Linked DNA regions of Homo sapiens: regions 1, 2, 3, 4, 5 and 7 are each linked to region 6. The links are chromatin loops, found by intact Hi-C in ENCODE. Cell type or tissue: Calu3. All regions are shown on one strand. Region 1 overlaps KCNN2 (potassium calcium-activated channel subfamily N member 2). Region 2 holds the start of KCNN2 (potassium calcium-activated channel subfamily N member 2). Region 3 has its middle 230 kb from the start of LINC01957. Region 4 has its middle 260 kb from the start of KCNN2. Region 5 overlaps LOC107986441 (a long non-coding RNA gene). Region 6 has its middle 100 kb from the start of TRIM36. Region 7 has its middle 93 kb from the start of YTHDC2.

Region 1 (4,000 bases), 620 kb after region 6:
TTGATTCTTTTTTTTTTTTTTTTGAGACAGTGTCTTGCTCTGTCACCCAGGCTGGAGTGTAGTGGCGTGATCTTGGCTCACTGCAAGCTCCGCCACCCGGGTTCACGCCATTCTGCTGCCTCAGCCTCCCAAGTAGCTGAGACTACAGGCACCCGCTACCATGCCTGGCTAATTTTTTTGTATTTTTAGTAGAGATGGGGTTTCACCATGTTAGGCAGGATGGTCTTGATCTCCTGACCTCATAATCCGCCCGCCTTGGCCTCCCAAAGTGCTGGGATTACAGGCTTGAGCCACCGCCTCCAGCCTTGAATTTTTATAAATTATATAATTCTTTATTGACTCTAAAATGCCAAAGTGAGTATTTTCACCTTGATTTTCTTTTGCTCCTTTAATTTTGCACATTTGGAATGTCTTCCTCTCTTCTTTTCATTGAGAAAAATGTCAAAGCTAACCCCTTTTCTCTCTCCCTGTGTGTGTGTGCGTATGTTTGGCGGGGCATGGTTCTGTAAAATGTCCGGTTTCTTTTCATGCATTAACCTTGGCTAATGACAGTTTCATTCACACTTGGGATATAGACAACTTACTTTTTTGTCTCCAGACCATCAGCGGCTATGTTCTAAGAGCATAAGCTTACTTTAAAATAAAGTTCGATGTCCCAATGGAAAAGGGAATGATAGAACATCCACAAATTTTCAAACTTGAAGAATTACATTTATCGTGTTTCCCTGAGAGGACAAAGAGGTTTTGTTTTCTAACTCTATTATTCACTATGCATTTACATGTCATATTGGAATAAGTGACTTCAGCAATGACTTATCTGTCAATAAGTTAAAAGTCTCAAATCTTACACCTATATAACTTTCACTACTATGTTAAAAACCTATAAGAACACAGACGGTATCACTAATAATTTCCCCCAATTTATATATTATTAGAAAATTACATTATTTGAAAATTAAATGTTGATTACTACTGAGCAAAACTATTTTATGTCCTTATTTAAAATGAATTTAGGTCTAAGCTAAGAAAATTATAAACAGGTTTTTGTTATATGTAATATCCAGTAGGTCAATCTGAAGTCAAGTGGGATGTAGAACAGTGTTTTGTTAAATGCGTAACAGATACACAGCATCCCTGGCCCAAGGCAGCAACAAGAAAAAAAATTCTCCACTAATTTCCATAATTCCCCTGGGGGCGGTATTACTCCTGTTCTGAACCACTGGCCTAGAGTTTCAGGGCAGCTGGGACTCTAGTAATGGCCATCAGACAATCTGGAGCTGGCTTCATATCAACACATCTGGAAAGTAGTGAAACTGGAAAATCTTGGAATTTGGCAAAAACGCCTGAAGAGAATTATATTCTCAAGCCCCTGATACTTTCTGGGAAATCAAAAAATATCAAAATCCAGAACAATGTTTTAACCAGGACTAGCATTTCTGACCAAGTTTCTCTTTCCTCCTGTTCCTTTTCTAACTTCCAGACCAGTGGATATTTAAACATTGCGGGGCAACCTCTATTCATTCAGCTCCTGCTGCGTGCCAGGCATCCTGTGCACACTGTGAGCTCCTCCAAGAGGAAACTGGAACCCCAGCAGACAGATGGAGCCATGCTCGACCAGGCCCAAAGATTCCCTTACCCAAAAAACCACTTTTTCAAAAACACTTAATCTAATCCATGTCTGATGTGTGCCAGGCTCTGCTGATAGCAGAGAAAGCATGTTGACACTGGCCTGGCAGACTCTATTTTTAGAAGCCCCCACTATGATTTTCCATGATGGGTAGCGGCCAGCTGACGGATGCACGGCACCTCAGAGGCAAAGAACGGTGTGGCGGGCAGTCACTAGGTGGCAGTGCCACACCAGTTTATCCCCACAGCTGCTCTGCAGAGTTCAGCCAGATCAGTGCTAGAGGAGGGCTGTGAGGTGATGTTGTGGGAATACCCTGCAGGGAAAGCCCCCATTCTGGGTTAAGGGCTCTTCTAAGGGAAGAGTGCGCGCACGCGAGCGCGCGCGTGTGTGTGTGTGTGTGTGTGTGTGTGTGTATGTTTGGATGCTTACTCTATTCTAAATCCAATCTAAGGTAGCAGATCTGAGGAGGCAGCATCTGTACATTTCACCCCTCTGAGATTCTCAAGATCAAAGACCAGATCTTATCTCTTAAATCTGTAAGGAAAAAAAAAATCCCTGTGGATATTTTTAACTAGGCAATGTTGGAAATGAACCTGCATTTGAAGATATAAAAGTCAGGGTCTTGTTCACTTGCTCTGAGACAAGAGGCAAGGAGGAACTGAGCTGGGTTCAGAGGTGCTGCCCCACCTCTTGTTCTGCATGACCCACAGCAGTGCATCCTAATGTCTGAGCCTCGCTTTTCTCTAAGAGAACAGACTGTCTACCTCACCAGGTGGCTGTGAGCACGGAGATAACAAAACGCTACCCAAGTCCTCATCAGTGTACAGACTGTGTGCTCTATATTCAGCAAGTACTCTATTTACGTAAAAGTAGATACAAAGAAAAGTCATTACTTTTGGAAGTGGGCCTTCTTGCACAGAAGCAAGGTGACATACCTGAGGGCTGCTCAGAGTATGCGCAGCTTTGGTTTTGCTCCCTTCTACCCTACACTACGTTTTGCTGCCACTGCCAATGAGCACAGTAACTAGTATGACAAAGACTGAAAAGAGGGCTGGAGAAGGAGAGGAGGGAGAGGAAAAGGTTAGTCAGAGGTCCCTTGGAAAGGCAGGAGCAACATAGGGTGAGGGTACAGCAGGCCACAAAATGAAACCAGGAAGAAAGTGGGAAGTTCAGTGACAAGAAGTCCAAATGAAAAAAGAAAGCTCACGATCGTTCTGTGCCATTTCATTTTTGGGCCCCCTCAGCTGCCTCTCCTACCAACACTAGCACTTCAATCTCCAGGGTGGCAGGCCGAGGGAGGACGTACATCTCTATGTCTAGTATCAGTCACGTATTCCTGAGAATTTTTTGACAGGGCTTCTGTTTAGGGCTCTCAGTCAACTGAGAAAAAAATATGCGCCACTGATCCAAATCAACCAGCTTAAGGTGCCCCATCTACAGTACGCAGTTATCACAAATTGATTCTAAATTTTTAATTTTCAAAATACAGCAAATGAAAATTCCTACGTAGAACAAACAATGACAAGAAGTCTTAGCCTCCAGCACTTCACAGTTTCAAGCTATGTTTCTAGGGAAGCAGAACATTCCTGAATGTCATTGCATTATTCCTCGGGGAGAGATAAGAAGCAGAGTCAGAAAACTGAGCCACCAAACCCAGCGAGCTGAGAGAGTTCTCAGATGAAGATGATTCCAGACAGGCTGAGGAGAATGAGCACAGATTTTCTGGGAAGGTCATTTTCAAGGTTTACCAGTTAAATTTTCCCACTTCAATTCTAAAAATTAGTCTTAGAATGCCTCCTAATTGCACCTTGCTTGATTCAGCATGGGCAGCTAAAATATAGACTTCAATGCCAAAATGTCAGGAACTGAATTAAAACACAGGTCTAGGTTCATGCAGGAGGAGCACAGTGTAGTGAACGAAGCTGTCTCAAACTCAAACCATCACCGCTAAGACCCACCAGTCCCCTACTCCATAAAGGCTTCAGAACACCCTTGTAGAGATCTGGAACTGACACAATATGTTGTGTTAAAGCCGGAAAAATATTTTTATACAGGCAGAAAATAAGAAATGAAGGGAAGAAAAGAAGAGTTGGGTAACAAGAAAGGATGAGATAGGGGAGCTGAAAGTGAGAAAGTGAATAAAAGAGTGAAAATAACTGCAAGTAAAATTTTGTAAACATATAATGGTTGGAGAAAAATCACTACATAAATCACGAAAACCCCAAAACTTTCAATGCCAGCCAGCCTACTAATTACTTAAAAAGCCAGCCTTGTTTTCCAGCACTATCCACAAATAGATCATGTAGCTTTCACTAGTTCCTATAAAGTTTCCAACTAATCCAGAAAAAAAGGTGAAAAGAAAAAGGCAATTCA
Region 2 (4,000 bases), 710 kb after region 6:
GAGCGGGTTGAAAGGGCCCTTCTAAACATAATTCACGAGGGGATGAATTACAGATGGTTTCCCCACCGACTTCCAGAACCACTTACTTAAGGTGCCCGAATGCGCTGAGCACTCTTAACTGCCTCGAGAACTTTGGCTGCACGCGGAAAGGGTTCATCTCCGAGTTGTTTAGCTGACTACGGATGCGCGTCCTAGACGCGCCCGCTGTCCTGGCGGGCTCCCTTGATCGTCCCGGAGAGGCTAGGGATCCGCACGCAAAGGGTCCCCGCCAGTGCCCATCCCAACCACCCAGTGCCCGACTCCGGTAGCGTGGGCTGGGGTTCAAGCCTGTACCTTGTCGTAGGCGCCCCACGACAGCTCGGTCTCGATGACCATGACCACGATGCCGAACATGCCGAAGATGAGCGCGTAGTCGCTGAGCCGCTTGCGCTTTTCGAACAGGGCGCGCCGGTGGCCCAGCTTGTAGCCGATGTTCTGGTTTTTCTTTTTGCTGGACTTGGTGCCACTGCTGCTGCCGTGCCCGCTCCCGCCACCGCCGCCGCCTCCTCCAGTGCTGCCTCCGCCGCCGGTTCCATAGAGCGCCAGGTTGTTGGAGTTGTTGTGCTCGGGCTTAGACACCACGATCTCGGGGGCTGAGGACGAAACAGCGGCGGCGGCGGCAGCGGCTGCAGACGGGGAGGACGCGCCGCCACCTCCTCCGACAGACGCGGGGGGCTGCAGGGGCTGCGCCTCTGAGTCCATCTCGTGCAGGTTCCGGCGGGACGCGCTCAAGTTGCTGAGCGGCCGCATGACGCCCCCGTTGTACCTGCAGCTGCTCATGGCTATTTCGGTGAAGGGGTTGCTCTCGCGGCGCGCCTGGGGCTGGTGGTGCTGGTGGTGCGCCGGGTGCGGGTGGTGGTGGTGGTGCGAGAGCGGGGGCCCGGAGCCCAGACTGCCGAGGCTGCCCGTGGGGCTGGCGGCGGGCTGCAGGCTGTGGCACTGGTGGTACTGGGAGGCGGACGCCGACTGCTGCGCGGACTGCTGCGCGTACTGCTGCCGGAGCGCACTGGCATGGCTGGACGGCGTCAGCTCGCTCACATTGAGCTGGCTGCCCCGGCGCGACGAGCAGCAGCAGCAGCAGCAGGACGAGCCCGACAGCGGCGAGGAGGTGCGGGTCCGGAAGGCGCCGCCGGGCGAGGAGGTGCGGAGCAGCAGGGACAGGTTATCTCCCGCCCCCGCCGCCGGGGCACCGGAGGAGGCGCAGCTGTTGCACCGGAGGCATGGGCTGCTGCCGCCGCTGGCCGGCTGCTGGTGCGCGAGGTGCGGGTGGTGGTGAGGGTGCGGGAGGGGCGCGAAGGGCGGGCACGGCTTGTCCTGGCTCTGTTGCTGCTGCTGGCAATGCAGGTGTGAGGAGCGCGGCGGCGGCGGCGGCTGCTCTGGGAAGAAGCCGCGCTGGAACTGCAATGGGGTTTCCATGTCAGGGCTGTTAAAGCTGCAGGGAGACCAAGCGGTGGTGCACCCTGCGCAATGCGTTATGGTCGGGAGCGGGGACTCCTGCTGCTGGTGCGAGGAAGGGCCCATGCCGGCTCCGGTAGAATCCAGGCGGCGAGTCCGATTGGTTGGGCGCACCAAAACAATGGGCATGACATCACCTGCGGGGACCGAGACTGAGTTTGCGGCGCGCGCGGCTTAGGGAAGCGTGTGTGGCAGAGAAAGATGGGGAGGGGAATCTGCAGGACAAACCCTAGGGGGGTGCAGTCCAGAGCCAGGGCGCTCCAGGGCAGGGATTCCGCCTGCTGATTGCGTGGAGATGGAGAGCCCCCACGCAGTGCAGCTGGGCTGCAGGGGGAGGAGAAAAGAGAAAGGCGCCCCTCCCTCCCGTGCCGCTGCCCCCTTGACTAGTGCCGGACGCGCTGCCCGGATCACCTGCGCCAGCCACTGCAGCACGTCGGGCCACCTTGGCCGGGGGCAGGCTCAGGGACGGTGTGGAACCCCGACCACTTCTCCGACTGCACGCCTCGCAGGGCTGCAAAACAGCAGCCCCCTCGTCCCACGCCCGCTTCTCCCAGATCATCCCGCCGAGAGTGGGCTGCCGGCTGCCCGCCAAGTAACTGCGGGGGCACTGGCTTTGGGGAGAAAAAGTTTGGCGACCGGCTGCGCCAGTGCAGCAGCGTGTGGGGAGAATCCCGGGGCCTGAGCCCTGCCTTGGCCGCTGCGGGATCATAGCCGACCCCGAGACCGGATCTTTCCCAGCCGGCAGGCTCTGGAATCTGGATTGGGTGCGCGGCGCTCTAGCCCAAGTGCGCTGCGGCGCGGGTAGGGTTAACCGCCTCGGCACCCCGGCCGGGGGTGGGTGGGGGCGGGGCCGGAGGAGGGGATCCCCGCAGTCTGCCGACAGAGCCGGCCGGGCTTCCCGGGTCCCCCCTGGCGGGGGCGGAGGGCTTTCCCCGCTACCGCCAGCTCACATTTGCGCCTTCTCCAGAACATGAGGGGATGGCGCCCCCGGCCGCCGGGTCCTGGGCTCTGGCGCTCAGGCCCTCCGGCAGCCCGAATCCGGAGGTCCCAGGGCTTCCTTGCCGGTGGAGAGGCAGGCGGCTCGCTCAAAGGTGTGGGGGCTGCTCAGCCACCGCCGGCCTCCAGCTGCTCTTCTGCTTCTCTTCCTCCTCCTCACCTGCAGCGCAGACACAAAGCAAAGACCGGTCACAAATACGCAAATATCGAGCATCTTTGCCAAGTCCTAACTGCAGCGGCGGGTGGGAAAGGGGCCTGGCGCGGGCTGATTCACCCCGGTAGTCGCAGCCTGGCAGGGAAATTAAGAATGATAGCTTGGGCTGAATAGTCGCTGCCCACGGACAGTGCTGGAGTTTTGTTGGAGTTCGGTATCATTATTTATTTATTTACTCTCTAATAAACTAACAAAAATTGCATTTGGTGTCTCACAAATTCCCTGTGCTGTCTTCTTCTAAGAGATGTACCAACACAATGCACTAGGTGATCCTTATGTTCTTTGTTTCTGCTCCATCTTAAGTCTTTACATTTGCATTTCTTTGTGAATTCAAATTCCCGTCTCCCCCTAAAGAAGGTGAAAGAAATTGGCCCGTTGAATATTTGTTTCCATTTTAAATTATTTTAAAGCCTGCTTTTCATGATAAAGACTATTACAACGAGTTAGACCTAGCAATTAGAGTGAAAGCGGATCACCCTCATTAGGTCATTAGGTAATTGGAATTCTCAGCTGGATCCAATTTCTTGATATTCTACTCGGCAGCTGCCCTAAAGTTGCTTACCTGGTATCTGCTTTTCAGAGTGTGCGTGTGTGCGCTTTCAATGCCATGGAATGAATAATTCATTTTATGATGTTCTTTGGACACATGTTAATTTTAATTTTTTGTGTGTGCAAATAAACATTCAGCAGAAAAAAAGGGGTGGGGGGTGCACAGCTGCTTTTAGTCCCGTAGCCCTGGACTTGAGCTAATTAATACTGTCCGGAATTGAATTTCTCAATGGTCTTGGTCAAGAATATAATTTAGTGGCTAACAATCAGAGACAGCATTTTGTTTTTATCATCTATTACTATTTTTGTTCTGTATCTTCAAAATAGCAATTCAATAAAACTTCTTTAGAATCACGAAGCTAATTGAGTCTTCGGGGCAGCTGAGTAGATACTGCATAAATTGTGTGGAAAGCATGAGTATTCAAAACAATCCTGCGAAGTAATTTGAATTAAAATGAAAGTTTCCCTATGAAAAGTTACTAACCTGGTCTGAAAAAGAAATTCAACTCATGCGGAAAATCCATCAAACATGTATTAGGACGCTTTTCAACAAATTATGTAGCTTTCCAGTTGCTATACGTAGCGATTGAGTGAAAATGTTTGATTCATCCTTACAAATCTAAATACTTCAAAGGAACATTATGGTAAATTAATAAATATTTTTATTAGCCGTTCATAAATTTAGATAAAAGATTACATAGCCTCCACCCCTGAAATATCATAATAGTTGTTGCCAGCATTAAATTA
Region 3 (4,000 bases), 260 kb after region 6:
CTCTGGTGGAACTCCTCTGCCTTGGACTCACATCAAAGAGGCAGGACATTCCCTTAATCACACGCCGTACTCTGTCTGCAACTTGGGGTCTACAATCCCAGCTTTCAGGCTGATGACAGACACACCGCTGGCTCCTTCTAAGTGTCTTTCTTTTGTATCTACTGTCTTTGATACAATGAAAAAAGAAAAAAAATTAAAGAGGCAAGGGAATCTTTTAATTACGTGGCTTTATTCCCAGACCAAGATTGTGCCCATTAACCCCAAGAAAAATACTTACTAAAAATAAGGCTATATCATCTTTAAAAATTTATTTACCTGACTTCTGTTTTGCTTAGTAGTTAACTGTCTTTACCTTCTGAGTAGATGGTGAGGATGCTTTGTGAGGGAAAGGAAAGAAGCGTAGACTCTACATTACAAAAAATCAGAAAATGAGACTTCCTTGAGTTATCAGACTTGGCAAGTTTTCTGGCCTCTCTTACACCTGAGGGCTGGGATTTGGGTGAATGAAAGAGGTACACTATTTCTTCTCCTCTTTGTGGAGGTTGCAGGCTTGGCACTGAGAGCTCTGCCACTTCTAGCAGCGTGACATTAAACAAGTAATTTTATTTTCTAATCCTTAGTTATCTGATTTCTAAAATGTGAGGTAGTAATAGCATCTTCCTCATAGGATGGCTGGTGGGAGAACTGAAGAAGACACAGTGGATAAAAAGTGTTTAGTTCCTTGACTATCACATAATAAATGCCCTACTAATGATCACTTTTGTTTTTTTTTATTGTACTTTTTAACAAGCTTCAGAAAGTCTCAGGCTTAGTTCTCTTTCTTTTTTTGCTTGGGTCTCCTCTCTGCTCAGAAGATGCTCAGTGAATCTCCATTATGCAGCATGTAAATGACAGTGATGGTGATGGTGATGTTGTTGTTGTTGCTAGGGGACTATTATAGAGAACATCCCTGCAAAGAAGACAAATATGCCTGTGAGGTCTTTATGAGAGCCCTAAATAAGCAGGTGTATGGCAGATAGGTGTTGAGTCCCACTCTGTCCTCCTGTCAATGCCATGAGGAACATACAATGACTGCTCTCACATCAGAGATGGGGAAAGTGATGATTAGAAAGTTAAATAGTTGACTCAATGTCACACAACTGACTGCCAAGCCCCAGCAAGTCTGCAAAGAGGAGAGGGAACCTTGTTCTTCCTTTCTTCACCTGTCCTTCAGCCCCATACTAGGCCTGTGATTGTTCCAGATAACTTGGAGCCAATGAGTCTGATTTCTCCAATGGCCTGATTTCTCCAATGGCCCATGACAATGGGGCAGAAGCCTGATTTGTCTAATGGCCCTATGACAATGGGGCAGAAGGGAAACAATAATAACTTAGAACATTCACAGAGTCTTTGAAAGCCAGTTGTCAGTACTGATCTGTGTAGATGCTGACTTGCCTTTAGAAATAAATACCTCTAGAATATATACATTTTTTCACTTTCTTCATTTCAGAATTTTGTTTTCTAGGTTTTGTAAGAGTCACTGGCCTTTTGTAGGGGTGTTTGAATCTTAAAATACTGAGGCAGACGTTTTAGAAATGTGTGGCCAGGGTTTGGAGATTTGAAATTTATGTTACAGTTCTGGTTAAAACCATTTCAAATATCTGTTTGAAGAAACACTGAGTTTGTGGTGTATATACCAGTGCAACAGGTTCTTCTGAAAGAGATTTGGTTTTCGAAAAGTAAAACAAAATACATTTTTGTTGTTTAAAAGCTGCTACTGTGGGCTGAGTGTGTAACATTTTTCACACAGTTTTCTCTATTTAGTTTTAAAGACACTTCTATAAGGCTGGTATTGTCATCCCCAATTGTGAGTTCCTAGGAAAGCTCTTACTGCAGGTGACTTGGCTTTCATTCCTCAGTGACTTGCCTGGTACCTGGCATGTGGTGCTACTCCATTAATTTGTTGAACACATGAATGAATTATTCCTGTTTTACAAATTAGCAAAATAAGACTCTGTGAGGAAAAATATTTTATCTAATGCTAGGGAGCATCTCTATTAATAAAATACCAATCAACAGAAAATGCAGATATTTTGTAAGAGGCTCCAGAATGTCTACATAGGAGGAATTTGGAGGAGGGACTCCAATTGAAAGGGAGGATTTTGGCCGGGTGCAGTGGCTCACGCCTGTAATCCCAGCACTTAGGGAGCCTGAGGCGGGTGGATCACGAGGTCAGGAGTTCCAGACCAGCCTGGCCAAGATGGTGAAATCCTGTCTCTACTAAAAATATAAAAATTAGCCGAGTGTGGTGGTGGGCACCTGTAATCCCAGCTACCCAGGAGGCTGAGGCAAGAGAATTGCTTGAACCCGGAAGGAGGAGGTTGCAGTGAGCCAAGATTGCGCCACTGCACTCCAGCCTGGGTGACAGAGCGAGACTCTTGTCTCCACAAAAAAAAAAAAAAAAAAAATCTCCACCTACTGTCAGTGTCCTCTAATTGCAGGCTAGAGGAACTTACCTGGAGAAATTAAATGACTTCCCAAGCGCTGAACTGGCAATCCTGACTTCCAAAGGGATAACAATGTCTCAGCAACAAACTACTGAGTTTTTGGGATGAGTATGATATAATGTCTCTTTCCTGAACTCAGGATTCTACAAGCGAGACAGAATGATTTTTGATTATTAAGTTCTTGCTTAGGTTTTTAAAAAAATTAAAGTGCCCAAACATCAATAGATTTCCCTTTGCCTCTCAGCCAAAATACAGATACAAATCAAAATTCTTCTAAATGACCTGAGATTGCTTTGCTTAGTGTGATGAGTATCAGGATATGCTTGAGTCTCCAGCTATGTAAGGTTTGAACTAGCTGAAGAGAATTTCCAGTCCGCTAGAAGGCACTATACCTCTTAAAATAAAAGTAGACTTACTCTAAAGACAATACAACACAATGAACGCAAGAAATTCCAAAAAATCGACTCTGGCCCCAGATGACATTTTGTTTTTTTAATTTTGAAGTTTGCATTACAATAAAAATCTTCCTACCAGATAGGATGAACATGCCAGCTGCCAGCTGACTGACCTGATCATTTATTTATCTTTAACGTCTGAAGGAGGAGTGTCACTGGCTTAGTGATGTGGCCCCTTGGCAAAGACCTGAGCAGGGCCCAAGGGAACACTGTCAGTAGCTGCTATTACTAATTTATCTCAATGTCTTGCCTTATACTTAAAGATCACTGCCACTCAGCAAAGTCCTCTGGCATTATAAAACCCTCAGAAGGGAAGGGAGCCACTCACTGGGACGCTACAACTATTGGAGCTTTCAGTCATATTGTATTACAAGGATACAAGAAATTGCTCTAGCATTTGAAAGTAGGATGCAGCATAATTACATGCAATTAACTAAGAACTTCTTGGACAGCAACCCAAAGTGAGACTTTATCTAACAGGGCTGCAGAGAAGGAGAGAGAAAAAGGAAGAGACCTTATTTTAGCTGTGTTAGGGAACAAAATTTCAAAGGTCGAAGCTGATTGAAGTAGGTCATGTATAATGAGAAATGAAAAGCAGTTCAAAAATGCAAGAGTCTCCACTTCTTTCACTTGAACTGTCCATATTAAGTAATCATTTTACAACTCTTTTTTTCAATGCTATTGGCCCAAACAGTATTGTTTTCCTTTTCCAGTGTCCTGTTAGAGAGGTGAGGAGAATATTAAAGGAAATGGAGAATAGGAACTGAATTGAGGCAAATTCCCACCAAGCAACTTTAAGGTGGGAATCCACTTTTCTTTGTAGAACAAAAAGAGACAATTTTAGACAATGATTTGGTAAAATCTTTGCATGGGAGAAGTAGTTGCTAAATGTGGAAATAATTCCTGGATATGAATGCATGGATTCATGCCTTTTAGAACTCCTTTTTCTTTGTAGTTCATGGTGAACATAGTCTTTATAAAAATATCAACACTTATATTTGTTACATAGATTGATTCCAGATAAAATGCAAGAATTCATCTGGAAATCTATGATGTATT
Region 4 (4,000 bases), 970 kb after region 6:
TAATCTATAGATTCAATGCTATTCCCATCAAGCTACCATTGACTTTCTTCACAGAATTAGAAAAAACTACTTTAAATTTCCTATGAAACCAAAAAAGAGCCCATATAGCCAAGACAATCATAAGCAAAAAGAACAAAGCTGGAGGCATCACGCTACCTGACTTCAAACTACACTACAAGGCTACAGTAACCAAAGCAGCTTGGTACTGGTACCAAAACAGATATATAGAGCAATGGAACAGAACAGAGGCCTCAGAAATAACAACACACATCTACAACCATCTGATCTTTGACAAACTTGACAAAAACAAGCAATGGGGAAAGGATTCCCTATTTAATAAGTGGTGTTGGGAAAACTGGATGGCCATATGCAGAAAACTGAAACTGGACCCCTCCCTTACACCTTATACAAAAATTAACTCACAGTGGATTAAAGATTTAAACATAATACCTAAAACCATAAAAATCGTAGAAGAAAACCTAGGGAATACCATTCAGGACATAGGAATGGGCAAGGCCTTCATGACTAAAACACCAAAAGCAATGGCAACAAAAGCCAAAATTGACAAAAGGGATCTAATTAAACTAAAGAGCTTCTGCACAGCAAAAGAAACTATCATTAGAGTGAACAGGCAATCTATAGAATGGGAGAAAATTTTTGCAATCTATCCATCTGACAAAGGGCTAATATCCAGAATCTACAAAGAACTTCAACAAATTCACAAGAAAAAAAAAACAAACAACTCCATCAAAATGTGGATGAAGGATATGAACAGACACTTTTCAAAAGAAGACATTTATGTGGCCAACAGACACATGAAAAAAAGCTCATCATCACTGTTCATTAGAGAAATGCAAATCAAAATCACAATGAGATATCATCTCATGCCAGTTACAATGGCAATTATTAAAAAGTCAGGAAACAACAGATGCTGGAAAGGACGTGGAGAAATAAGAATGCTTTTTCACTGTTGGTGGGAGTGTAAATTAGTTCAACCACTGTGGAAGACAGTGTGGCAATTCCTCAAGGTCTAGAACTCGAAATACCATTTGACCCAGCAATCCCATTACTGGGTATATCCACAAAGGATTATAAATCATTCTACTATAAAGACACATGCACACGTATCTTTATTGCAGCACTACTCACAATAGCAAAGACTTGGAACCAACCCAAATGCCCATCAATGATAGACTGGTTAAAGAAAATGTGGCACATATACACCACGGAAAACTACGCAGCCATAAAAAGGATGAGTTCATGTTTTCTTCAGGGACATAGATGAAGCTGGAAACCATCATTCTCAGCAAACTAACACAGAAACAGAAAACCAAACACCACATGTTCTCACTCATAAGTGGGGGTTGAACAATGAGACCATTTGGGCACAAGGAGCTGAACGTCACACATTGGGACCTGTTAGGGGGTGGGGGTAAGGGGAGGGACAGCATTAGGAGAAATACCTAATTGCAGACGACAGGTTGATGGGTGCAGCAAACCACCATGGCACATGTATACCTATGTAACAAACCTGCACGTTCTGCACATGTATCCCAGAACTTAAGTATAATAATAATAATTTTAAAAAAAGAAAAAAAAAAAAAAGAAAACCATAGATGGTGCCACTGGCATAAACCACTATGTAAATGGCGCCACCTAGAGATGTGATTACACCTACTGCACCAGGACCAATATAATCCTGTGCAGGACAGTGCCTAAAATGTAAAAGTTTGAATCATATTTATGGGATGGATGACTATTGAGCCAAATATTCTCTAAAATTTTTCCTAATTCTAAAATTCTATGACTACTCACAAAGATTTAAAAGTGGACCACAGCTGGGTATAAACAAAAACTACCAAGCAAATTATATCCAAAAAATGTAAACATGTACCAAATAATATTCAGTTTAGAATTTATGGACAGAGCTTTAATATCCAACCATAAGAAATAAAAGTTATAATAATAGTGAAAAATATAAAGTTATTAAAGCACTTAATGTAAGTATATCCATAGGTCTGTATATAAAATAAGGATATTATATAAATATTTTGAAAAGAGATCTACAATATTGATATATTAATAATTATATATAAAATGTAATGTAACTATGGACTTATATTCTTCTTAACTAAATGTTTTATAATCCACTATTTCACTATTCTTTTCCTGTTCAAACCTTCTAATTTTGGCCAAAATGGACATCTCCATATCGGGTTTTGAATACGTCTTATTTTCTGGCCTAATAAAATAGTTTAGGCTTGGCTTATACTTCTCCTCTGACCCGGAATCCATAATTTCTCCAAGAAGCCTTAGTTCCTTTCATTTAGAAATCAAAGTCTGGGCTCCAGGGATCTCCTTGTCACTGGGGACTCATTGCCTCTTGGCCCTTAAGATGGGCAGAGCACATACATACACACACTCATAAACACACACATACCCACATGGATACATATATTCATACTGATACACCCAAGAAGAGGATACTTCCTCTCTTCTTTTCATTCGTAGTTTGTTTCTGCATTCTCTGCAGTGAGAACACTGGTTTCCATGAACAATATACTTAGTTCCTTGATTAATCCTATAATACTCAAAATCCAGCAATACTACACCCATACCCAGCAATACTATTCCAACAAGAAACTTAACAAATTAATATTTCTTTGGGATTCATTTTACTTTTAAAATATATTCCACTAAGGGAAGAAAGCTAGAGCTCCATCTATAAAATCTACCTGGACTACTATTTTTTTCTTCTTTGTAGTTATTTTATAAATTTGCTGTATATTTTGGGTCATTTAATCTTGGGGGTTTTCCTTCACCCTTTTAAATTTATTTCTCCTATTGGAATACGTAAAACATTAATATGGCTCAAAATAAAATCTACATTAAAATTACACTCAGGTCTCATTCCTTTCTACTGTTTTCATCCACTGCTTGTAATTAATTTCACTCATTTCTGATCTATAAGATTGAGATTTATAGAGATGTTTAAATTAGGAATAAGATATTATAACATGATAGATTGTAATTTGTGAAGAAATACATTGAGCATCTCATATCCTATGGAGTTCATACAAAAGTACAAAAGACTTACTTGAATAATGTATTTAATATTTTATAAATAAAAACTTTTCTTTATATATATTATTTAAAAGACACCTTTTTGTGTGAGGACCTCTCTAATGTCAAAAATATAAATCAATTCAAACGTAATACCTATGGTCATTATATAGACAGTCTTTTTGACTAAAACTTTTTGAAAAGTAGGGCTACTATATCTGAAGAAAAGCAATCTGGTCCAAAAATTTTTCCAAGAACAAAATCATAAATAGCACAATTGCCAATGAACTCTAAATATGAAGTGAAAAGACTCTAAGTCAGGTATGGTGGCATGTGCCTGTAGTCCCAGCTACCTGGGAGGCTGAGGAGGGAGGATCCCGTGATCTCAAGAGTTTCAGGCTATAGTATGCTATGATTGCACCTGTGAATAAGCAATGCATTCCACCCTGGGCAACAGAGTGAGATCCTGTCTTTTCAAGAAAAATAAAAAAGACTCTAATAATAGTCTTAACTTTTCCTCAATGTAGTTGCTAGGACTTGGTCAAGCAATTTTTCTCCTCCAAGTTTTTGTTTTCTTATGTGCAAAATGAAAAAGGAGGTGGAAAGAGGAAGTGGGAGTAACGCTTTTCAGTTCTAGCAATTGGTGATTTTTTATAATGCTATAATCTTGCTATAATCTGTATTATATATATAATCACGCTGAGAAACCTTGGCCTACATATTTATGTATGTGACTGGCCCCAAATTGGACTGGTCTTAATACTGGAGGAAGAACCTGGCTGCCTATGTGGTGTGGTTCCAGTAGTTCAGGGTACGTTTTTTGTCAAAAGAAAACACTTATCACATCAAATTTGATGAATTATTTATTTTCAGAATAAAGTCAATCCTTTGGAGAAAAGCCTAATATGTGGTAAAATTGCTTCAAGTCATTTATATT
Region 5 (4,000 bases), 1.4 Mb after region 6:
TGAGGGAAGCACATTCCAGAAGAAGGACAGCGAGAGCCAAGTCTCTGAGGCAGGAACGTGTCTACTCCTCAAAGGACATCAAGAAACAGTGTTAGCCCAGAAGTTCAAACTTTCTAACTTCCTGGCACCCTCAGTGTCTCAGTAATTTTTTAACCACCAAAAAAAAAAAAACTACATAGCCATTCCTTTCATTAGGTAGTTAAATCCAAAAATGTTAAGTATGTATGTCCTAATAATTAAGTAGCTATTTGAAAATAATAATACAAATTGAAAAAAATACCTTTCATTTCAGTCTTAAATAACCACAATTACTTACAAATGGGGCATGTGTGTCCCTTAGGCCCTGCACAGCCTCTCCATCATTGGAATGAGACTGGACACTGCCATCCTTGTTAACTATTCCTGTTCATTTTTGCATACTACTTGCTTTTTATCCCATCAACCTCCAAAAACCTAGCTTTGCAAAAATATGATGTCACCTAGGACTGTAGGAATGTAGTGTAATTTAGTATGAAAACTCTAAAGTCATTTGCTTGGTTTCTGGTAGACGCTGCTCCATTTCCTTCAAAAACTCAAAATATCCTGGGGCCTCTCTGTGAGTTGGCTGCAGCACCTTGGGGTGTCCCAGCACGTAGTTTGGAAACAGCAGGGTTAGTTTATACCTTAGCCTCTTTCATTTTCTTGGATCAAGCTATTTCTATTCTCTTTAGTAGCTTCTCCGGCTGCCTTTCTACAATTTCTCCTTCCCAATTTTCTTTTTGAGTAGCCGCAGACTGTCTTAATCAAATATGACTTAAAGTATGTAGAGATACAGAGATACATAAGCATGTATATCATTATAGTAACGCCACCATTCAGAGGCCTATATCCTGGTGAAGGACTCATTTCCTTCCCTCTCAGCTTCTGTAAGGGAGTTAATCGCCTTTGAAGGTTTTCAACACCAAACAGATAGAAACATGCATTAACACACTAAAACACCATGTCACCTCACATCTATAAAAGATGGGAGGCTGGGAGGAATATTCTCTGTCCCCACAAAGATAATTCTAGTCACAGTGGAAGCCAGTGCTCTCCTCTGCTAAAATTTGCTTGTATACAGTACTTTAAGGCTTAGCTGTTCAATTATTTTCAAAATCATTGACCATTTGAATCATTACAAACTGTTTTTAGAGGGAAAAGGAACATAACATTTTAGCCCATTAGGGGAATTTCAAAGGACTAGAAAGCATGTTCTCATTGTGAGAATCAATTACGCACCTTCATTTCTTCACATCTCAAGTCACCTTCCGACGGCTCATGTGACACAGTTAGCGGCAGGAGGAGTGCTGTCAGAGCTCATTACCAATGCCACACACTGTGAAACAGAGCAGGAGGCAGCCTGACATTCTCTCCTTCAAAGTGAGAATTAAAGCAAATTGAATTTGCTTATGCTGAGATAAAATAATACAGTAAGTCCCTGTACCCCCTCCAAAATAAAAAGGTCATGATTTCTTATAAAGTATAATGAGGGGGGAAATGACTTAAATTAAACCTCTGCTTATCTGCATTGTTGGCTAATTACAACATTAGAGATTCACCCCACCACCACCACCACCCTGGCAGTCTTCACGGTAACATAGCGCCATCTAGTGCTGATATCATGTTAGGGGAATTCAAAAGCACACGTGTAAAGGGCACCTAAAAAGCAATGGTAAAATAAAATAAAATAAAGTAAAATAAAATAAACAAATATTTACTGAGTACCCACTATATAAATACCATATGCCTGCTTTTTTTTTCCTTCACAATTCTGGGAATTGTGTAAAGCTTTCATAAGCAGGAATTGCTCTGACTTTTGTGGAAATTATTTACATGATAGTGAGGGGGGAAGAAAGAGATCCTCTGTTGGAAGTTGTGTCAGCGATTTCATCAACATTAAATATGAGCGTAGAGGTGGCCATCAGGCTTCTCAGCTTGAGCAGAGCCATGATTACATTTACTGCACCTCTTCCCAGAAAAATATGGGGCTACTTAGCATTTATATTGCACTTTTCGTCTCCAAACCACTTTGCAGAACCTCTGAATAATTCCCCCAACGCCCTTCAAAGTAGTTATTACTCCATACTATCAGCCTCTTTATGAAAGCTTTTGATGGCTGTTTTCACTGCGTGTGAGTGAACTGCATTTACCAAAGAGAATTTCTCCAAAGACTCATGTCCAGAGTCAAAGAACAATTACTATCTAAAACCTTAATATTCCCCCTTTTTACAGAGCAAAAAAAGGCTTATAATTAATTTACATAGTGAACACATTACCTCTTTCCTATTCAAAGATAAGAATGTCAGGATAAAGGAAAGCATTGCATCATCAATATGAAATGCTTCCCTATTTTTCCACCAGTGCTACCACACCTAAAATAATAGCATTGTTGTGTCCTCAAAATATTAAGAAAACCCAGGAGACAATTGAGATGGGCAGACTGCTAAAAGAGGATGACCTTATAAATTAGGACCCTGTGATATATTAAGGATCTGACTTTTTTATTTAAAAGGTAAGTGTCTGTCACTCCTAACTTAATCACCTTTTATAAACCAGTTATTCCTTACAGTATTTGGATTAGTGGTGTAATTTAAAACCAAAAATAAAAAGGTACAGAAGTTGTCATTTTAATGAGTAATATTCACATTTTTCTATATATAATTCATGTTTAAACTTCTTAACTGGGCTTGTACCTTTTGTAAAAGAAAACAGAAAAAAATTTTTGTAATCACAAAGCATTTTTACTGTGTGACTCCCATAAACTATGGGATAAAATATGTGTGTTTCAAGAAAAAGGACCTGCATTAAGATGCATCCCAGAGAGAAAGAGAACAGAGTAAGGCAGAAAAGTTAAGAAGTCAGATCCTAAGCAAAGTGTAATGTCAACAGTGGGAGAGGCCAAGACACATCAACATAGTCAATGAGGGGCCAGGCTCCCTCGCAAACATTCTTTCTCTGCTTTCATCTTTATGTATCTTCACCCCAGAGATTACCAGCCCAAGAAACACATATGATAGGCATTTCACAATGCACATGTTATGACTTAAAAACATTTCACATTAGAAATAATCATTCAATATTTTCAGCTTTAAAAAAATGATTGTTCCATGGTATGTGGGAAGCAGTAAGTTAGAATTAATGTATCACATGCCATTTCCAAAATCCCTTCTGCAGACCTAGGAGGATGCTTTTGGTGATGTCTCAATGCCAGCTTTTTAAAAACAATCTCTAGTTATAGTCACTTTATGTAAGGGGATTCATCATCATTCTGTTACCTAATGTATTTTCATATATTTTAGGATTTAGGAAAAGAAGATAGTGTGAACTGAAGTAAAAACTCTAATAAGCATATTCATTAGGCCAGATTATTTTAGGGAAATACAGAAATCTCCCAACTATTCCCTAACAGGAAACCTTATAATTTCCATTAACAGGAGTTCGGGAGGTGGAGGTGGGGTTCTTGTTCCAGGAGTGGTGTGTGTCCTTTTTGGAAGAGTTGGGACGTTCAGATGAGCAAAGAGGGAAAGGAAGGTATATTCCTGGTCTGTAAAGCACAGGAAGCTGCTGACACCAACAAAGGTTTAAAGGCACCCCATTGCCTATGAAATGAAGCCTAAACCTCTCAGCTGGTGAAGGACAGATAACTCATTTTTCACACTGCATTCTGATGAGACCAGAAAGCTTTGTTTCTTCTGTCTGTAAGACTGACCCGAGTTTCCTCACCAAACTCCCACCTAGCTAAGTAGCATGGGTAATTTAGAGTTACAATTAGCGATATTTTAATCTCATCTCTTTTAAACAGTCAGTTTGGATGATGAAGTTTAAATAGTGTATTCAAAGTCAACTTAGTATCATGCCTAGTTTGCATGATCTCTTTTGGATGAATCAGACCCTTCGCCAAATGTTCGGTCTTTCTGATTTTGCACCCTCACTTCCAACTCCACCATGACAGCCACTATATATGTTACAGGGATTTACTGTG
Region 6 (4,000 bases):
TGAGTAAAGCTGAATTGTAATTGCTTCTGGATGGCAGGAGCAAGAGAATTATAAAATACTGGGCTGTTGATCAACTCCCCCTACTTCTGCTCATGCCCTTGTCTTCCCTGCCAAGCATCAAACTGTCAGATGCTCTCCTTTAAGGGTGATATATTGTCAGAGAAGGCATTGTTTTCCCTACAAAGTCATTGGTTGTAGATTTCATTTCTGGCTCTGTAGCAATGGGTTATACCTGGGTTCCAACTACTCTATCTCTAGACCTTCAACCAATTCTTTTTTCTCTAGCCGCACGCCCTACCCCTGCCTTTGATGTCAGATGCCTTTAGATGAACAGGATCTCAGGGACCTGTTTCACATGCTTCTTAGCAGCACCGCTGTCTGTGGGCAGTGAGGTAAAAATGCCATCACTCTGTAAAGTCTACCCTTACTCAAGTTTCTGCAAATGAGTTTAAATCCCTTGCCTGCTGTTGTGTCCTCTCACATTCTCTTTGTCCTTGTGAGTAATATATTTTTTATTTTGTTGTTGTCATTTTGAGTGTCAGGAGGGGAAGGAAATGATTATGTGTGGTCAATGTGTTATGATTAACTTGAAATTCATCTGCACTTTAAACAGAGAAGAGGTCATACAATCTGAAATTTTTCTAAAACCCATGAGGCATTTTTTTTCTAGTTTCTGACAAGTGAGAAGGAAGGAAAATGAGAAGGACTGGTCAGTTTTTCTTCCTTATTGTCATCTTTTCTCAAGATGTACAGAACGCTGGGGCACAAAATTAAAGCTTAAAAAAGAGTCATTTTGGAAGGGATTGCTATTTGTGAGATGTTTATGATGTGAGGATGTGGATATAAGACATTGAAATCAAATTTGCATGACATGCTTTTGATATGTTTAATATTTTTAGAAATTTATAATTTTATATGAGCTAGGCAAATATCGTTTTTTAGAAAACCTTTCAGTTTGCAGGTCAGTAAAAATGTTAACGTAAGGGTTTAGTTTAGGCTTTTACATTTGATTGGTGTTTGTTCAATTGGGCTCACAGATTCAAGATCCAGGGAAAGAGAAAGAAGATGCTTTATTGTGCACTTTGTCCACAGCCCTACTGCTGTGGGCCCTGTGTTCTTGATGATGTCTGCTGATAGACTGAGCTGGGAAGTTCCTCCTTGGCTGTCTTTAGGAATTTTCTCTGGGAAGTTCAAATTTTCTCCTTCTCTCTGATGCTATTCTTTTTGTGCATTTTCTTCTTTTTATTTCTTAAAAAATCCCAAACTCTTCTATTCTCCCAGCTTTATTGAGGTATGATTGACAAATAAAAACTGTATATATTTAAGGTGTACAAGGTGATATCTGATACACCCATACCTTGTGAAAAGATTACCACAATTGAGCTAATTAACATATCCATCACCTCACTGGTGTGTGTGTGGTAAGAACACTTGAGATCTACTCATTTAGCAAATTTCAAGTATACAAAACAGTATTATTAACTATAGTCACTATGCTGTACACTAGGTCTCCAGAACTTATTCATCCTGTAGTTTCTTAACAGAAGGAGATCTTCTGCCAATGAGGGGCATAAAGACCATTGATTTGTTCATACTCTGTTTTCAAGAAGAAACAGATCTTAACAGTGCCTTAGAGGAGAAAGCCTCCTTTGACTGCTTCCAGTCTTTCTGTAGGTGTCTGGCAGATCTGGGCCTTGAGAGATCTAAAACTAGAAACTAAGGGCTAGAATATTTAGCAGAGGCATCGTGTTCAATTCTTGTCATTCCTTTTCTGTCTTTGCTCCTGGATTCTTGCTCCTGTTTCTTGCCAGTAGGTGGCAAGCTAGGCCTGGGAAAAACAGCAAGAACTTGAGGGTTGTGTGGAGTTGGTTTTGATCTTGCAGGGTTATTGTGTGGGACTGTGAAGAATTCCCTGAAAGAAACAAAGGGTTTACTTGTGGGAATCTCCTCAGGCTAGATAGAGGGTCATCTTAGTATTAATTTTAAAAAAAGATACCTGCATATTTATGCCTAACACATATATAAACATACACTAATAAACCTTTATTATGAAAATGTTATTAGCTCACGCATGTTAACTGTTCTAGGCATCCGGTTCATGACATGGGGTTCCAGACAGATCTACAAAAGAGAGGGTTGATTGGGTTGATGGAGTTCCAGACTAATGGAACTGTGGAAGGGTTGACTGGGCTCAAATCAGAGGCAAGGACTTAGGATAGTGCAGACCCCCCCAAATAGAAAATGTGGTAAAAAATAAAAAAAAACAGAGATTGGAGTCAGTTTGAGGGACTAAGTGGCTAAGTTGGCTTCCTGGGTCAACAGGGACTTCCCTAAGGGGACTTTCCCCTAAGCCAAAATGAGTCATAGCTGCAAGCTAAGGGATTGAAAGTTCAACCAATCAAAGGCGACTTTCCCCTCAGCCAAAATGAGTCACAGCTGTAAGCTAAGGGATTGAAACTTGAACCAATCACATAGGGAGTTTAAGCTCTAGCTGCAGCTTGATGTTTTTAACCAATCAGGCCCGCCAACCCACAAGCGGATAGAAATAGCTAATTCTATAGGACAGAAAAAGGAGAAGAGGAGGGGTCATAAGGGGATATAAGCATAAGACACCCAAGCCAGAAACGGCAACCCTTATGGGTCCCGTCCACCGTGTGTGAGCTTTACTTTCGCTTTCTCTTTAATAAATCTTGCCACTGCATACTCTTTGGGTCCCCGCGTTTCTCTAATTGAGCTGTGATACTTGCCGCTGCGGTCCACGGCTTCATTCCTTGAAGCTTGTGAGACCACGAACCCTTCAATGGAGAAAAACCTTCGATTGGAAGAAGACTTCTCCTCTCAAGTTCACCAAGTCAAAGCCAGGGACTGTGGTCAATGAAGGCAGCTTAGCTAAGCCAGAAGTAGGAGACAGAGAGAAGCATGGTACTGTGGATGCATGAACTGGGCATGACTGGGCAGGAAGGGCTGTATCTGGTGTGTCCCTGATCCCAGCTGCCATAATCCCATCTGCCCTGGGCCTGCTGGTTTGGTTCTTGGCAGATGTCTAGTGAGATGGTTAAGGGCATAGGTTTTGAAGTTGGAGTGACTTGGGCTTGAATTCCAGCTCTGCCACCTCATAGGATTGTGACCTGGGGCACCCTACATAACATCTCTGAGCCTTTGATTCTCATCTTCCAGATGTGATAATTGACAGAGCAGGAGCACCATCATCTCAGACAAACCTTTCCCTTCAGGTGCACTAAGATAGGGAAACTAAAGGCAAACTCGGGGGATATGCCTGCAGCTGCAGAAAGAGGTATGGGAACAGACACACAACTCTCCCTCCCAGATAAGCACAACAAAGAAACACAGAAGCAGTCCAAGCCTCTGATAAACTCTCCCTCCCTGAATCCTTAAAAACTCTTAGTCTATAAGAAAGTGCAGCTTCTGACTAACTCTGTCAGAAGTCCCTCCATGGTTGGAAATAAACCTGTTGACTGTTGAGCCACCCTTCTTGTTTCTCTCCTCTTTCTTTAATTCTTATAATAATAGCACTTAGTTCAAGGGTTGTTTTCAAAGTTAAATGAAAAGGGCATATTACTGTTCCTGGAACCAATGAGGTGGTTAACAAATGGTACCTTCTAGTATAATTATTCATTTAATAAAGGATAATAAAAAGAAAAAGGAAAAAGGAGAGGCATCTCATAAATCTAATTTTTGGTCACGAGGGGAAATCTTTATAAATACAGATTATGAGACTTCTCATAAATATAATCTTTAGTTATAAGTGGGAAGGAAACACTCCAAATGCCTGTCCTGCCCTAGGAGGGTAGGTCACATCTTCCTATAGACAGCACAGTATCTTTTCTTTTTGCTTGTGATGGATGGGAATACTCAGAGCACCTCTCAGTAGCACACCAGGTACATCACCTAGGTTGATGAATGCAGACAGCCTGAGCACAGAATACCTTGAAGGTAGCACTAAAAATGCTGTTTAGCTTATATGGAGGTACACATTCTT
Region 7 (4,000 bases), 1.5 Mb after region 6:
TATAGCCTAAAACAAAGATGATAGCAACTCCTTCCCAAAATAAGCCTCCCTCTTGTCTGGGCACTAGACCAAGAAACTAGCCACAAGATTAGAAACCATGGCTCAGGAGTCGTGCAGCTGGAAGCTGCAAGATTCTGACCCTCCCTAAACTGCTCCCAAGATCAGTGCTCAAGATACTTGGCAAACCCTGCCCTTGATGGATCAGCTGGCACCACCCAGATTGACAAACTGGCTCATCTGATTTTGTAGCCCCCACTCAGGAAGTGACTCAGCACAAGAAGACAGCCACCACTGTAGAATGGCAGAGACTAAAACAAAATATTGCCACGTAGTCACAGCTCATGTTCCCAAGGACATAAAACAAGATGGAGGCCTGCAGCAAACTTCATCACCGATCATTTTGTAGGGCTGGCTTGAACAGCAGGTTTATGAGGTCCCAGTCCTAAGGCACCCTTTCTTTTGACAGAACCATGCAGAAAGACATGCAAAGCACACCAGATTGACGACAGCTTAAGACCAACTACACAAATCCTTTTTCATTAATTAAAACTTAACAGAGAATGTAATCAGTGATCCTTATTATCCCTTTTACCAGTTTGCCCAGAGACAGAGAGGCCAAAAGCCCAACTGGTTAAAAAAAAACTTTTACCGTTTTGCTGGCATGTCAGCTTCTGGGTTCCCTGCTCCTGAGCTCAACTCTAAGCGATGCACTTTAAGGTTTGGGGAACTTGACATTTCTCTGTTTGGAGGAACATTATAAAAGAAGGAATAGGAGCCATTTTAAACTGTGAAAGAAGGAAGGAGAAATACCATAGAAAAGTCTAGCGGTTTGGGTAGTAGAACTGGAGGAGCTGACATGTGGATGGGGGGCAGGAAGGGCCACAGCATCTGGAAGTTGCATTCGAGGGTTGCATTCAAGGGTTTCCTGAGGGTTTGTTTCTCTAATTTTGGGGAATCATTTTCTTTGGGCCCTCCTGATATGACTGGTAAAAAAGCTGAGTTGATTGTGCAACACTTGCAAAGTTCTAGTAAGAAGGCCATGCCCTTGTGCATAAGAAAGTGACCCACTTTTTCTTTAAAATCTAGTGTCAAAGGAGTCCCAGTGCTTCAGAACACATTCCAGAGGAATTCAGGCTGAAGATGGTCTGTTACCTATCTAGAAAGAGAAGCAAGAAAAACGTATGCCTTTAGTCTCCTTCCTTTCCTTTGAAATGGCCCAAGGTAGAGGGAAAGACAGTGGAGGCATCCCCCCACCTGTTTTCCCTCCCTAGTTCCCTGAGCCCTGGCATTTATTAAATGTGCCACCCATGGTTGCAGGCATGACCCTCAGCATGGAACCAAAGGAACTAAGCGATTTGGGATTATGTTCACTCTTGTGACTTTAGTCCTCCACTTGTGATATCCCTTTGATTTCCTGGACTCATCTGGCCCGTGTGGCTCCCAGAAAGATGGATCTCAGGAAAAACTACATAATAGTTTCATGTGAGCAAGACCCATTTAATGGAGGGAGTGTACTAGATTAAACTCTATATCCTGCTATTATGGCCCATGCTAAAGCACTTACCCTTAGAGAATGGTTCCGGTGAACTTCCAGACATAAAATCTTCTTACTATTTAAGTATCGTTTTAATGGGAGGTAGAATATGTGCCTTAAAAGAACGTAGGGACCGAATGGCCATTTTCCTGCTGATGGGACGGTATCGAGACTAAAATTTGATTTTAGAGGATTTTTTCCTCCTCATTGCTGAAGGGAGAGTTTTTCCATTTACAGAAGCGCATAAAGCCTGGTCTCTAGTAGAGAGGTGCCAAAAGGGAGGAGATTTCTATTCCACTAGGTGGTGCTGTTGACCTTGAAATGCCATGTGCCCTCCAGCCCAAGGGCGGAGAAATGCTCACAGTGGTGGGGCGGGGGAGTGGTGGAGACCCTCAGTTCCTAGAAAAATCACAAAAACGACATTCCCTTGAGCTATATTCCTGGTTACTGCAGCATCCTACATTTCCTGATCTTGCCTAATAGGATTACTTCCCTGAACTGTAAAAATTCCCACCACATTGCATACAGAGAGAGGAGACATGGCAGTCGCAGACAGGAAAGGAGGAAATTATGATAAGTAAAGCTGGAGATCCTGTTGCCGATGCCTGATTGAGCAGTTGGAGGCGGGTCAGTCCAGAAGCCTTCAGATAACACCAGGGTGTAGACCTGGCCAGAAATCCTCCAGGACTTATTCCAGCCCCATGCAATGGCTAGGTTTCCATGAAGGGAAATCAGTTCAAAACACAGCCAAAATGCCCAGAATGGAGGCCGACAGCCTTGAAATGAAAGGATGTCCCAGATGGGGCCCCAAAATGAAGCGGCGACATTGTCTGGGATAAATACCCGAGGTTCGTTGTTTCACGCCAAGGGATTCAAGGACATGGACACACAAGTAGAGAGTTTAAGAGCAGAGGTTTAATACGTAAAAGAAAAAGAGAATAGCTCTCTATTCTGCACAGAGAGAGGGGCACCCGAGTGGGTCTTCCAGTTTTGTGATGAAATAAACGGGGTTTTGTAGATGAGCTTGAGGAGGTGGTGTCTGATTTATATAGGAGGAGGTGGTGTCTGATTTACATAGGGCCCAAGAGATTGGTAGAACCAGTTGTTATGTTTGCATGGGGTTCAAGGAAGCTGCCCATCCCACCCTAATCTTTTATTGTGCAGATGGGCTCTCTACCTGGCCAGCGCCATGTTGTCTGTTCCTTACTGTACACGTGGTTCACAAAGGGAAGATGGAGCCACCATGTTGAACATGACTGGCCCCCAGGTAGCCTTTCTCTACTGGCACAGCTGCTGGTATTTACCTATGCAAGATTTTAGCTTGCTTAGTTATGCTTGCAGCTTGATTTTTCAGGCTGCTTTTTGTTAGAAAAGAAATGATTTGGGGGCTGCTTTTACAAAAAGGAAAGCTTACTGAGGACTTTCTTACCCTATCTGCCTAAATAATTTCCAACTCCTGTATCGAAACGACTGTACTTTTTCTACCACATTATCTTTGTGTCCTTGTGAAAAAAAATCAGTTGCCCATAGATGTTGAGTGTATTTCTGGACTTTCCATTACTTTCTACTGCTCTATGTGTCCACATTTATGTAAAAACCAGGTTGTTTTGTATACTAAAGTGTCTTAGTCTGTTTGTGTTGCTATAAAGGAATATCGGAGATGGTAATTTATTTTTTATAAAAAGGTTTATTTGGCTCATGATTCTGCAGGCTATACAAGAAGCATGGTGTCAGTATTTGCTTCTGGTGAGAGCTTCAGGCTGCTTCCACTCATGGCAGAAGGCAAAGGGGAGCCAGCTGTACAGAGATCACATGGCAAGCAAGAAAGCAAGAGAGAGGGGGATTAATCTATTCACATAGGATCTACCTTCATGACCCAAACACCTCCCATTAGGACCCATCTCCAACACTGGAAACCAAATTTCAACATCAGATTTGGAAGGGGTCAAACAAACTATATCCAAACTATAGCATAAAGCTTTGTTAAGTCTTGAATTAGATAAAAATTAAGTATGGGCCCTCTAAAGTTGTACTTTTTCCATTGTTTTGGCTATGCTAAGGTCCTTTACATTTCCATATAAATTTTGAAATCAGCTTGCCCATGTCTACAAAAAAGCCCACTTTTGTGATTCTGATGAATCTATAGATTTTGCAGAGAACTGACTTCTTAGCAATATTGAGTCTTCCAACCCATGAAAAAGTAAATCTTTGTTTTTTAGGTCATCTTTAATTTCTCTCAGCAACATTTTGTACATTTCAGTGTATAGGTTTTTCGTATCTTTTGTCAGTTATTCCTAAATATTTATCTTTTTTGATGCTTTGTAAATGGCATTTTTTCTTATTTTAACTTACAGTTGTTTGTTGCCAATATACAGAAATACAGCTGGGTTCTTGTATATTGATTTTGTATCCTGGAACCTTGTTAAACTCATTAATTAGTTCAAGTAGCTTTTGGTAGTGGGAAAC

Evidence for each region. Hi-C counts contacts between places; a loop is a spot of excess contacts. Peaks named below come from ENCODE experiments on the same cell type or tissue, not always from the same donor. Only the 100,000 strongest peaks of a DNase experiment are listed, where the experiment ranks them.
Region 1: a loop joins it to region 6, with 10 times the contacts of the local background. A loop is called at or near these places in 12 of 110 quality-filtered maps.
Region 2: it touches region 6 in a loop (15-fold over the local background); 3 of 110 quality-filtered maps call a loop at or near these places.
Region 3: a loop joins it to region 6, with 12 times the contacts of the local background. A loop is called at or near these places in 9 of 110 quality-filtered maps.
Region 4: a loop joins it to region 6, with 14 times the contacts of the local background. A loop is called at or near these places in 6 of 110 quality-filtered maps.
Region 5: it touches region 6 in a loop (20-fold over the local background); 18 of 110 quality-filtered maps call a loop at or near these places.
Region 7: a loop joins it to region 6, with 5 times the contacts of the local background. A loop is called at or near these places in 37 of 110 quality-filtered maps.

The regions. Positions count from the first base shown.
Region 1 is chr5:114,447,920-114,451,919 of GRCh38, reverse strand. All of the region lies in intron 3 of KCNN2 (potassium calcium-activated channel subfamily N member 2), which reads right to left. LOC101927078 (a long non-coding RNA gene) reads left to right here. Exons shown (of 13, transcript NR_130785.1): 12 at 3,117-3,357. Among named protein-coding and RNA genes, the nearest start is that of KCNN2, 88 kb to the right of the region's middle. RefSeq lists an enhancer at 2,032-2,101. In Calu3, a CTCF peak has its summit at 1,843 (motif pointing right); a DNase peak (open chromatin) is centred at 1,849.
Region 2 is chr5:114,359,595-114,363,594 of GRCh38, reverse strand. KCNN2 (potassium calcium-activated channel subfamily N member 2) reads right to left here and starts at 1,525. Exons shown (of 8, transcript NM_021614.4): 1 at 334-1,525. The coding sequence starts at 1,455. RefSeq lists a silencer at 2,248-2,457 and an enhancer at 2,496-3,412. In Calu3, no CTCF peak of the experiment used is centred here; DNase peaks (open chromatin) are centred at 1,574 and 2,474.
Region 3 is chr5:114,802,385-114,806,384 of GRCh38, reverse strand. No RefSeq gene overlaps it. Among named protein-coding and RNA genes, the nearest start is that of LINC01957, 230 kb to the right of the region's middle. In Calu3, a CTCF peak has its summit at 2,479; no DNase peak of the experiment used is centred here.
Region 4 is chr5:114,099,020-114,103,019 of GRCh38, reverse strand. It overlaps a transcript of KCNN2 not described here. Among named protein-coding and RNA genes, the nearest start is that of KCNN2, 260 kb to the left of the region's middle. In Calu3, a CTCF peak has its summit at 1,644 (motif pointing left); a DNase peak (open chromatin) is centred at 1,669.
Region 5 is chr5:113,676,742-113,680,741 of GRCh38, reverse strand. The region is part of intron 1 of LOC107986441 (a long non-coding RNA gene); the gene reads right to left. Among named protein-coding and RNA genes, the nearest start is that of YTHDC2, 170 kb to the right of the region's middle. In Calu3, a CTCF peak has its summit at 1,652 (motif pointing left); a DNase peak (open chromatin) is centred at 1,601.
Region 6 is chr5:115,067,370-115,071,369 of GRCh38, reverse strand. No RefSeq gene overlaps it. Among named protein-coding and RNA genes, the nearest start is that of TRIM36, 100 kb to the left of the region's middle. RefSeq lists enhancers at 2,177-2,486, 1,792-2,991. In Calu3, no CTCF peak of the experiment used is centred here; a DNase peak (open chromatin) is centred at 1,829.
Region 7 is chr5:113,604,566-113,608,565 of GRCh38, reverse strand. No RefSeq gene overlaps it. Among named protein-coding and RNA genes, the nearest start is that of YTHDC2, 93 kb to the right of the region's middle. In Calu3, a CTCF peak has its summit at 1,839 (motif pointing right); a DNase peak (open chromatin) is centred at 1,865.